2 separate regions of the Homo sapiens genome follow, and region 2 is linked to region 1. The links are chromatin loops, found by intact Hi-C in ENCODE. Cell type or tissue: PC-9. All regions are shown on one strand. Each heading gives the region's core, and the rest is flanking DNA. Links, peaks and the distances in the headings are about the cores only. Region 1 overlaps HNRNPL (heterogeneous nuclear ribonucleoprotein L). Region 2 has its middle 5.4 kb from the start of FBXO27.

Region 1 (4,000 bases), core at 1-4,000:
GCAGGAAGGACATCCCTGGCCTGAAGCCAGCCAACCCATTAGGTCACCAGGTTGATGCCTGCAGGACACACAGATACTCACTTGGGTTTTTCATCTGGTAATGGTTCAGGAAGCCCAGAGTCTCCAGGGCATCGCTCTTGGATTCCCACTCCAGCAGTCCAGAGGAGCTGCGCTCACCTGATTGCAAACCAAGGGGAAAAGTAAAGGTTTTAGACTCACCCAATAGGAACTAGGCAGCTGCCCACCAACCACCATGCAATTAGGGCAAGGAGGTGGGCACACTCGACTCACTTTTGCCTGAGAATACTTTCACAGAAGATGGCCGCTTCACTCCCAGCTCATCGCAGATCTGCAAAAGAAAACAGGTAGTAAATGAACTCTGAAACAAAAGGGCCGCCACACAGGATTCAAGCAGACCAGGCCCTGCATGACTCAGTACTTGAAGTTTTCAGGAGAAAAGGCTTGTAGATTTTATCACATACCCTAAGGCATCCCTGTGTCATAAAAAGGCCAGCAACAATGCTCTTTAATTATTAAGTTGCCTGAGACTGGGAAGCTGCTTTTTCGTTCCCAACTTCAACAGCTATGTGGATATCTGCACCCGGCTGTTTGCTGAACACTGTTTGCTGAATGCAAGGTCAACATTTCAGACCACAGCCAGATCCACTTGAGTTCCTCCTCCCTTCCGCTGCCTCAGTTCCCCCTGACTGAGCTTTACAGGGCCCCACCTTCTGATGGTATCAGGGTGATGGCACCCGAAGCCTACGCCAATGCGGTTCTTGTGAAATTGGGCCCTCATCACTGGGCCTGTGAAGCAGCTTTCCCAGCAAACGAGCAGTTGCCCTGCTTGCCAAAAATGTAAAAGGAAGGAACGCGGCAAATGGTGTTGCTAGAAACTTGGTGCCATTCTCACCCTGTCCAGTTTGAGAGCACAGATTCCTATCTGTCCTGGCCTCTGCTGTGTCCCTAGCACTCAACCCAGGGCCAGGCAGGACAGGAGTTCAACAGCTATTTGCAGAAAAGACTGAAATGAATGGCCTACTCAGACGGCCGTGGCAAGGACCCGACTGCCTGCGCAGCTCCACGGCACACACCTCAAAGAAGTTCTCCTCGGTCACCTCCAGCGGGGCGTTGAAGAAGTGCAGCACGTTGCTGGGGTGCTGGATGCGGTTCTTGGCTGCCTGCTCTGGGGTGGAGAACCGATTGTTCCGGGATTCACTGAAGTCTTTGTAACTGCAAGACCCGTCTTCCAACCCGTATGACTGACCAGGCATGATGGCTGGCTGCTTGGAGACACTGCAGCAAGGAAGAAAGGGGAGCCTTTGTCATACCCAAAGTTGTCCCTGAAGCTTTCCCCTGTGGCCTCCAGAGGCTTAGCTTGCCCTGTGTGCCTTGGGGCATTGCTCTACACCTGAGGCAAGGCTGACTCACTTTCTCCTGTGGTGTCAGAGACACGTCTGGGAACACACCTGCCACATCCCATTTCTGTGTGAGTCAACACCTCGGCCTCACTGTGCTCCTCTGCTGGGCCCCATTCCCCTCCTTTTCTCTCCCCTGTACCTCTGCTGCCCTCCCGAGCCTGAGCACCTACCAGACATTCAGCTTCTGCCCAAACATGAAGTTGTTGTTGAGGTGGGTAATGGCCCGGTCTACAGCGTAGCCATCAGCCATCTCCACCATGGCGGCCCCCGGCTTGCTTTTCATGAATTTCACCTTGGGGAGAGTAGCTGCAGTCAGCACCTCTGTCCAGCTGCCAGGGTCCCCTCTCCTGCCCCTCCCAAGTTAGTGATAATAACCCCTGCTCTGGCCTCCCATGTCCTCACAGTTAATCGGGACCACTAGAAAAACATGCCTGGCCCACACCAAGTGCTCAACCCATAGTGAGAAGCAGAGCCTGGGCCATGTTTTTAACTGTGGGACATAACCCACCAGTAAATCATTTAGTGAAGCATGACAGAAAACTGTACAGGAATCAGAAATCAAATCAGCCATTTTCACCATTTTGTCTGTTACACACAGACGTGTGTGATCTATGGATGGCTGTGTCTACAGTCACAAGGTAAAATACTCCTTCAGCTGGGTTACAACAGAGCAGTGCCGGCTCTGGAGCCAGGCAGTCTGGCTCTGAGTCCTGCTTCACATAAAGGCTATGTGAACCTGGGCGCGTTATTTAAGCCCCGTCCTCCACTTCCCCTGTCCATCTCATTAAGGATTAATGTGAGAAATTACACAGGTCACTACATGTAAAGCATCTTTAACAGTGCCTGGTAACTAACAACACTTCACCTGTGTTACGAACTACTCTAAGTAATGGGCCAAGTCATGAGCTGCACAAAGGCCCCCAAGACCCAGACGGGTTTAATGTTAAGCAAAATGCCGCCTGGTCTCAGGTAGACACTCAGCCACCGCTAGCCCCAGTCAACTGTCCCATGGGAAGGCAGAAGGCCCGGTGTTGCCAGGTCTTAAGTTTTCAGGAGGAAATCCTTAAACGATGGTGTTTCACTATAATGGATTCATTTTTATGTTTTATAAATCTCTATGTTCATGTACTGGTATTAGTACTTTTATGTGATAAAATCTTTTTTTTAAACATTGGTAATTCAAAAACACAACACCCACATACAGTGAGGACCAAACAAAACCCGTCTGCAAGCAGGCTGCCTGAGCTCACTGAGTCACTCATTGGCGTCTGCCCGCCCAGCGCCACACCAGGCTCCCCCCTGGTTCTTTCCCGTGCTGACTGGCAAGATACGAGGCTCAGCGAGGAACCCAGGGGGCCCGGCAGCAGCTCACCTTCTCCACATTGCCATATAAGCAGAAGACATTGAAGACTCGGTCACAGTTCATCTTAGATTGATCCAAGCCATAGACCATGAGCACAGGGCTGTCGGCGTGAGGGCCATACTCGGGTGGTGGGGGAGGGGGTGGGGGGTGCCCATACTGGGGGCCGTAGCGACTTGGGCCCCGACGGTGACCCCCCACTGGTGGACCCATCCTTCTCCCTTCGTAGTGAGGTGGGGGGGGCCCGTAGCCCTCATCATGGTAATGGCTGTGGTACCCACCGTGGGGCCCTCCTGGGGGGTGGGAAGGAAAGAGAGGGAGGACGGGTGAGAATTTGCACGGCGGGCGGCGGGCAGGGGCACATGAGCCACGGGAGTCCACGGAGGGGAACCCCCTGCCCTCACCATATTCTGCGGGGTGATCTCCCAGGAGAGGGGGCTGCCTCTGGCGTTTGTTGGGGTTGCTGCCAGGGTCACCTGTGGAGAGAGAAAACAGTTAGGAGTCTCACTCAGAAATTGGGGTCTCTCCCTCCCTCCTGACTGCACAGGCTGATCTGAGCCCCCAGCTCCTGCCAACTGCAAGCCCTCCCTTCCTCGAGGGCTGTGGGGCCTCCTTTTGTGATCTGACCTACGGCGGGCATGAAGCCCGAGCCTCAAAGCTGGTGCCCACTCTCCTTCCCCTGCTCATACCAAAGGGCTGGCCTTGTTCTGTGAAGGACAAGGCCAGATTCTGTGCTCTCACCTACCCTGGCCCTGGGAGAAAGCCCAGCTCCCAGGCCCTCTGGGGAATGTGCAGCTGCTACAGAAGCTGATATATTATGGCGGGCCAAAAGCAGCTTTCTAAAGTGACTCCCAATGAAGGGAGAGTAGATTAAGAGGAAAATAACCCCAGAGGGAAGCAAGCAAGTTTGACCCCCAAAGCCCCCAAAGTTCTAGGAGCTCCAGACTGTCTCTGTTAGATCCCTTCTTTCTTAATCCCAGTCCCCCCTCCCTCCCAGTCCCGCCAGCCCAAGAGGGACTGACTGTAGCTGACAAGCAGGGCAACAGCAGAATCAGTTCAAATAAGCAATCATGTACAAGGCATCGACATTCCCACACCCAGCAATGGCGCAGATCCACCCCGACCCCAGCAGTTCGTAATCACTGCCTTTAACTTAGCGCTTAAGTGGCAGGCACTGGGCTAAGCGCTTTACAGACATCACAGCTTCTGAAATTCCTCA
Region 2 (7,850 bases), core at 1,993-5,992, 200 kb after region 1:
TGCCCAGCTAATTTTTGTATTTTTAGTAGAGACGGGGTTTCACCATGTTGGCCAGGATGGTCTCAAACTCCCGACCTCAGGTGATCTGCCCGCCTCAGCCTCCCAAAGTGCTGGGATCGCAGGCATGAGCCACCGCAACAAAACATTTTAAATCGAGAGATTTGTCTCTATATCTCTATATTTTATTTGGCTTCGACATAACGTGAGCTGTATACATAGTTTAAGACATCAACAAACAAAACCAGACATGGATTCTTCCCCACAAAGAACTTACCTTCTAGAGGGAGAGACATGATAAACAGTTGGCATAATGAGCAAATTACGTAGTATCAGGGAAATAATTAAATATAAAACCTCCAGGCCGGGCATGATGGCTCACGCCTGTAATCCCAGAACTTTGGGAGGCTGAGGCAGGCGGATCACTTGAGGTCAGGAGTGTGAGACCAGCCTGGCCAAAATGGCGAAACTCCGTCTCTACTGAAAATACAAAAATTAGCCGGGCATGGTGGCGCATGCCTGTGATCCCAGCTACTCGGGAAGCTGAGGCATGAGAATCACTTCAACAAGGGAGGCAGAGGTTGCAGTGAGCTGAGACCTCACCACTGCACTCCAGCCTAGGCGACAGAGTGAGAAGCTGTCTTAAATAAATAAAATAAATAAAACCTCCTTTTGACCCTCTTAGAATCCTCTCCACAAATGCAGAAAAGAATTAAATGGGTCCTGGCATGGGGGCTCACACCTGTAATCCCAGCACTTTGGGAGGCCGAGGCAGGAGGATCTCTTGAGCCCAGGAGTTTGAGACCAGCGCTGGCAACACAGTGAAACCCCGTCTCTACAAAAAATTTAAAAAGTAGCTGCAAATAGTGGTGTGCACCTGTAGTCTCAGCTACTTGGGAGGCTGAGGTGGGAGGATGGCTTGAGCCTGGGAGGTTGAGGCTGCAGTGAGCTGTGATCATGCCACTGCACTTCAGCCTGGGCTACACATCGAGACCCTGTCTCAAAAAAAAAAAAAAAAAAAAAAGAAAAAGAAAAAGAAAACAAGTAAAAAAAAGAATGAAACGGTTGTATTAGTGTATACACTTCAAACTAGCCTGTAATGTGCTTCTGTCATGATGAACAGTAAACATAATAAGTGTGTGTGTGTTAAAAAGTGATTAGTGCTGTGAAAAATTAGAGCAGAGAAGGGAAATGGGGCATAACGAGGCTGGGTTGGGTGGATAGGAGAGGGAGACCCTGAATTAGGAGAGATGGATGAACTATTATGCTGGTCTAATTTCTTCTCAATATGTATATTTTCATTTTTAAAATTTTGTTTCAACTGGACACGGTGGCTCACACCTGTATCCCAACACTTTGGGAGGCCGAGGCAGGTGGATCACCTGAGGTCAAGTGTTTGAGACCAGCTTCACCAACATGGTAAAACTCCGTCCCTACTAAAAATACAAAAACCTAGGTGCAGTGGCTTATGCCTGTAATCCCAGCACTGTGGGAGGCCGAGGTGGCAGATCACGAGGCCAGGAGTTCGAGACCAGCCTGGCCAATATGGTGAAACCCCAACTCTACTAAAAATACCAAAAAAAAAAAAAAAAAAAATTAGGTGGGCATGGTGGTGCGCACTTGTAGTCCCAGCTACTCAGGAGGCTAAGGCAGAAGAATCACTTGAACCCAGGAGGCACAGGTTGCAGTGAGCTGAGATCCCACCATTGCACTCCAGCCTGGGCGACAAGAGTGAAAATTTGTCTAAAAAAAACTGTTTATATATATATATTTGAGACCAGGTCTCACTCTGTCGTAGCTCACTTTAGCCTCAAACTCCTGGAGTCAAGCCATCCTCCTGCCTTAGCCTCTGGGGTAGCTGGGACTAAAGGAGAGACAAGGTCTTGCTGTTGCCCAGGGTGGTCTCAAACTCCTGAGCTCAAGTGGTCCTCTCGCCTCCACCTCCCCAAGTGCTGGGATTATAGGCATGAGCAACTGTGCCCACTAAAACTAATATATTAGTTTTAATGTAATATATAAGCAGTGGGAATCTTGTTGATAATGAGATATGATGACTCAAGTATTTGACTTTTTTAAAAACTTTTTTCACTTTGTCATCCAGGCTGGAATGCAATGGCTTGATCTCAAACTCCTGACCTCAGGTGATCCTCCCGCCTTGGCCTCCCAAAGTGCTGGGATTACAGGCATGAACCACTGCACCTGGCCTGATTTTTTTTTTAACAGTTAAAAGGTTTAAAAAGTTTGAGTAGGTTGGCCAGGGACTGTGGCTGATGCCTGTAATCCCAGCACTTTTGGAGGCCGAGGCAGGCAGATCACTTGAGGTCAGGAGTTCGAGACCAGCCTGGCCAACGTGGTGAAACCCCATCTCTACTTAAAATAAAAAAATTAGCTGGGTGTGGTGGCACACACCTATAGTCCCAGCTACTCAGGAGGCTGAGGCAGGAGAATCGCTCAAACCTGGGAAGCGGAGGTTGGAGTAAGTTGAGATTGAGCCACTGCACTGTAACCTGGGTGACAGAGCAAGACTCCATCTCAAAAAAAAAAAAAAAAAAAAAAAAATTCCAAGTAGGTCAAAAGGGCAGATACTGAAAAGTCAGTGTCCTTTTCCAGTCCCTGGTTCTCCTCCCAAGGGCAAGACTCTTGGTGTCCACCCCAAAGACACCACACCCAGACAGGATTCACCCATCTCTCTGAGGGCTGCTACCTGAGAGACTTTATCTGCAAATAAGATGACCTTTGTTCTTAGTGCAGTTCTGCCCTTCACCCTACCTTAGCTTGTCACCACCATGGTCCAGAAGCCTCCTAGCCCCTATCTATTTCTGTATCTCAAAATGCTATTTAAGCTTCAACCATCTGGACCTTCTTTGAATCTCATACTTTGTGGGGTTTCTCTGTGTGTGCACATAATGGATTTGTGTGCCTTTTCTCTAGTTCATTTGTCTACTGTCAAGTTTATTTCAGAGACTCAAATTATCAAGCCTTCAGAGACGGTGGATGGAAAGTTTCACTTGTCCCTTCACTTGTTAAAAATTTTATAAAGTTCTTTTGAGATGAAGTCTCACTCTGTCACCCAGTTTGGAGTGCAGTGGTGTGATCCTGGCTCACTGCAGACTTGACCTCCCAGGCTCAAGCCATCCTCCCACCTCAGCCTCTCAAAGTGCTGGGATTGCAGGCATGAGTCAGGTCACTGCAGCTGTGACCTCCCAGCCTCAAGTGATCCTCCCATCTCAGCCTCTCGAATACATGGGATTATAGGCACAGCTATAGTCCCACCATGTCTGGGTAATTTTAAAATTTTTTTTGCAGAGATGGGGTCTTGCTACAATGTCCATCCAGTCTCATCTCAAACTCTTGGCCTCAAGTGATCCTCCTGCCTTGGTCTCCCAAAGTGCTGGGATTACAGGTGTGAGCCATCACACTGGCCTTGTCCCTATACTTTATAGCCAGAAAAGGGCTGAGGAAAGCAGAAACAGAGAACAAAAAAACGGATTGGCACTTTCAAAATTACCTTCCTTGTAATGGATAAAGCAGAGTTGTTCTTCAGTTCAGCAAACCAGGAAATCTCTTAATTCAGGAGGGCCAGCTGTGGGTTTTATGGAGCTGTTGCTTCAGAGACTCCACACAGAGGGGGAAATGTTCTAGAGATATACCAAACCCCCTGGGGATTCCAAATCATCAGGCCCACATTTGTAACAAACTCCCAGAAGATGCCAAAGCCTATGCTCCCAGGACGAAGCATTGAGTAGCTGAATCTTACAGGAATCAAGCCAAACATCCCTTGCATGTTGATACACATTTTTTTTTTTTTGAGATGGAGTCTCGTTCTGTTGCCCAGGCTGGAGTGCAGTGGCACGATCTCGGCTCACTGCAACCTCCGCCTCCTGGCTTCAAGTGATTCTCCTTCCTCAGCCTCCCGAGTAGCTGGGATTGCAGGCACACGCCACCAGGCTCTGCTAACTTAAATTTCTCTCCTTTTATTTCCCCTTTACCTTATAGTTAGGGCATTTTGGAGCTAGGTTTTATTATCTAAGTGTTTCATTTCAAGGTAAGAAATTATTTGCTATACATCGGGAGCACTGGCTCTGATGAGGTTGAGCAACACTGATGCAAAGCAAACGTGAGTGGGGGCTGCAGTCTTCTCTCTCTGCTAGGGGTGTGGGTGGGAAGCTGGGGAAAGTCCTGCTGGTCCAGTTTGCAGAAGTAGAAATGTCATGGACCTCCGGGAACAGAGAAGTGGGCTGCACGACTAATTCCAAGGGTGTTAGAGGTTCCACCAATGCGGCTTTCTGGACTACAGCTCTCCCTGGAGGCCATTGTTAACAGGATTAGAGTGAGGTAGGAGGCGGGACTCGACTCCAGAGGCGTGGCTTGGACACCAGATCAGACTGAGGACTTGGTAGAACAGGGCGGTGGAGGACAGCAGGAGGGTGGGAAGCAGTTTTATTTATTTATGTATTTATTTATTTATTTGAGATGGAGTCTCGCTCTGTTGCCGGGCTGGAGTTGGTCGGCTCACTGCAACCTCCGCCTCCCAGGTTCAAGCGATTTTCCTACCTCAGCCCCTCGAGTAGCTGGGACTACAGTCATGTGCCACCACGCTCGGCTAATTTTTTGTGTTTTTAGTAGAGACTGGGTTTCACCGTGTTAGCCAGGATGGTCTCCATCTCCTGACCTCGCAATTCGCCCGCCTCAGCCTCCCAAAGTTATGGGATTACAGGCGCGAGCCACGGCGCCCGGCCAGCTTTCTATTATTATTATTATTATTATTATTATTATTATTATTATTATTATTAAGACAGAGTCTTGCTCTGTCGGCCAGGCTGGAGTGCAGTGGTACAAGCTCAGCTCACTCCAACCTCTGCCTCCCAGGTGCAAGCGATTCTCCTGCCTCAGCCTCCCGAGTAGCTGGGATTACAGGCGCACCCCACCACACCTGCCTAATTTTGTATTTTTAGTAGAGACGGGGTTTCACCATGTTGGCCAGGCTGGTCTCGAACTCCAGACCTCAGGTGATCCACTCACCTGGGCCTCCCAAAGTGCTGGGATTACAGGTGTGAGCCACTGCGCTCAGCCGGAAACGGCTTTCTATGAGACAGGCCCACCAGTGTGCCATGTCAATTTACTATCGCCATGGCAACACCACGAGTTACTGCCCCTTTCCACAGCAATGACCCAATGATTACTCCTCCTTCCCTAGAAATTTCTGCATGAAACGCCCCTTAATCTGCATGCAAAATTAAAAGTGGGTATAAATATGACTGTGGAACTGCCCTGGGCTGCTACTGCCTGCCTATGAATAGCCCTGCTCTGCAGTAGCGACCACCGAGCTGTGACACTGCCACTTCAATAAAGCTGTTTCTTCTACCTCTGGATTGCCCTTGAATTCTTTCCTGGGTAGGCCGGGCGTAGTGGCTCATGCCTTATTCCCAGCACTTTGGGAGGCTGAAGGGGAGGTGGATCATTTGAGGTCAGGAGTTTGAGACCAGCCTGGCCAACATGGCGAAACCCCATCTCTACTAAACATACAAAAATTAGCCAGGCATGGTGGTGCACACCTGTAGTCCCAGCTACTCAGGAGGCTGAGACAGGAGAATCGCTTGAACCCAGGAGATGGAGGTTACAGTAAGCCGAGATGGCGTCACACTGCACTCCAGCCTGGTTGACAGAGCAAGACTCCATCTCAAAAAAAAAAAAGAAAAAGAAAACCTTGACAAATAGAGCCAGGGAACGCCATAAAGACAGAGTTCTCATGTTTATACGCCTGATAACAAAAATGATTACAAAAGACTCTACAGAAACCATAAACTTGCCCAAAGGGCATTACAACTTTACACAAAAAATGGTTCTACAAAGCCCTCCGTGGAAGAGCTGCCTGTCTGACCTCGAACGGGCATCACCCTCGATTTTGATCTTTGTAGTCAAGGATAATTATTTCAAAACAATTATGTACTCCTCATTTTTTCTTGTAAGAGCCTTTGTCTTCCTTTACCTTCCTGAATCTGCACATAGTTCACTATGGCATGCAGATTCTCATTGCAGTGCTGTATTCCCAAACAAACATCTTTTCTCTCTTTTTTTTTGAGATGGAATCTGGCTCTGTTGCCCAGGCTGGAGTGCAGTGGCGCAATCTCGGCTCACTGCAACCTTTGCCTCCCCAGTTCAAGTGATTCTCCTGCCTTGGCCTCCTGAGTGGCTGGGATTACAGGCGCCCACCACCACACCCAACTATTTTTTTTTGTATTTTTAGTAGAGATGGGATTTCACCATGTTGATCAGGCTAGTCTTGAACTCCTGACCTCAGGTGATCCGCCCACCTCAGCCTCCCAAAGTGCTGGGATTACAGGTGTGAGCCAACGTGCCTGGTGCAAACATCTCTTCTTTTATAGAACCTCTCTCTGTTTGTTAATTAGGTTCACACTGCAGCCTCAATCTCCCTGGGCTCAGGTGATCCTCCAGCTGAGCCTCCCAAGTACCTGGAACTATAGGTGTGCACCACCATGCCTAGCTAAGTTTTTTATTTTTTGCAGAGACAAAGTTTTGCTATGTTGCCCAGGCTGGTCTTGAACTCCTGGGCTCAAGTGTTCTGTCTGCTTTGGCCTTCTAAATTGCTAGGATATAGGCATGAGTCACTGTGCCCAGCTAGCTTCTTTTTCTCTTCTTCTTCTTTTTCTTGTGATGGAGACTCGCTCTGTCTCCCAGGCTGGAGTTCAGTGGCATGATCTCAGCTCACTACAACCTCTACCTCCTGGGTTCAAGAGATTTTCCTGCCTCAGCCTCCCAAGTAGCTGGGATTATAGGCACCCACCACCGTGCTGGGCTAATTTTCGTATTTTTAGTAGAGATGCGGTTTCACCATGTTGGCCAGAGTGGTCTCAAACTCCTGACCTCAAGTGACCCACTCACCTCAGCCTCCCAAAGTGCTGGGATTACAGGCATGAGCCACCATGCCCAGCTCCAGCTGGCTTCTTATAATTATAAAAACTAAATATTTTGGAGTCTATTAATACACGAAAATTATGGGAAAACATGTTTGTAAAGTTATTAAATGATTTTCGTTTATAAAATACTCATATGTGACAGGCAATGCAATATTTCTTGCTTCCCAGGTTTTCACTAAAATTTAAGGTTACTGTATTAGTCCGTTCTCAAGTTGCTATGAATAAATACCCAAGACTGGATAATTTATAAAGGAAAGAGGTTTAATTGACTCACAGTTCTTCAGCATGGCTGGGCAGGCCTCAAGAAACTTACAATCATGGCAAAAGGGGAATCAACATGCCCCTCTTCACAGGGCAGCAGGAGAGAGAAGTGCTGAGCAAAAGGGGAAAAGCCCCTTATAAAACCATCAGGTCTTGGCCAGGCGTGGTGGCTCATGGCTGTAATCCCAGCACTTTGGGAGGCCGAGGCAGGCAGATCACTTGAGGTCAGGAGTTCGAGACCAACCTGGCCAACATGGTGAAACCCTGTCCCTATTAAAAATACAAAAATGAGCCAGGCATGGTGGGACACACCTGTAATCCCAGCTACTTGGGAGGCTGAGGCAGGAGAATTGCTTGAACCCAGGAGACAGAGGTTGCAGTGAGCCAAGACTTTGCCATTGCACTACAGCCTGGGTAACAGGTGATAGAGCCAGACTCCTCCAAAAACAACAGCAACAACAACAAAAGGTGAAAGCATTTGCTTTTTCTCCTCACTTGATTCCTCCAAAATCTGGAAACTCTTCGTGAGTATTCTTATTTTTATTTACATAAGTTCAGAAAAAGTCTGCCCTTTCTTTATAAGCAAGATATAATAGAAAACACTGGCTATATCACCAAGGCTTTGACTGAAGTGTCATATTTTATTTTAATTAA

Evidence for each region. A loop is a pair of places that touch in the nucleus more often than their neighbours do. Peaks named below come from ENCODE experiments on the same cell type or tissue, not always from the same donor. Only the 100,000 strongest peaks of a DNase experiment are listed, where the experiment ranks them.
Region 2: it touches region 1 in a loop (2.7-fold over the local background); 1 of 110 quality-filtered maps calls a loop at or near these places.

The regions. Positions count from the first base shown.
Region 1 is chr19:38,837,303-38,841,302 of GRCh38, forward strand. HNRNPL (heterogeneous nuclear ribonucleoprotein L) reads right to left here. Exons shown (of 13, transcript NM_001533.3): 7 at 3,186-3,257; 8 at 2,794-3,074; 9 at 1,592-1,713; 10 at 1,095-1,296; 11 at 292-349; 12 at 82-177. LOC124904712 (a long non-coding RNA gene) reads left to right here. Exons shown (of 2, transcript XR_007067252.1): 2 at 1-2,549. Among named protein-coding and RNA genes, the nearest start is that of ECH1, 7.5 kb to the left of the region's middle. In PC-9, for the core only: CTCF peaks have their summits at 1,592 and 1,794; DNase peaks (open chromatin) are centred at 519 and 1,439; H3K4me3 peaks cover 1,610 bases; H3K27ac peaks cover 3,362 bases.
Region 2 is chr19:39,034,059-39,041,908 of GRCh38, forward strand. No RefSeq gene overlaps it. Among named protein-coding and RNA genes, the nearest start is that of FBXO27, 5.4 kb to the left of the region's middle. In PC-9, for the core only: a CTCF peak has its summit at 4,225; no DNase peak of the experiment used is centred there.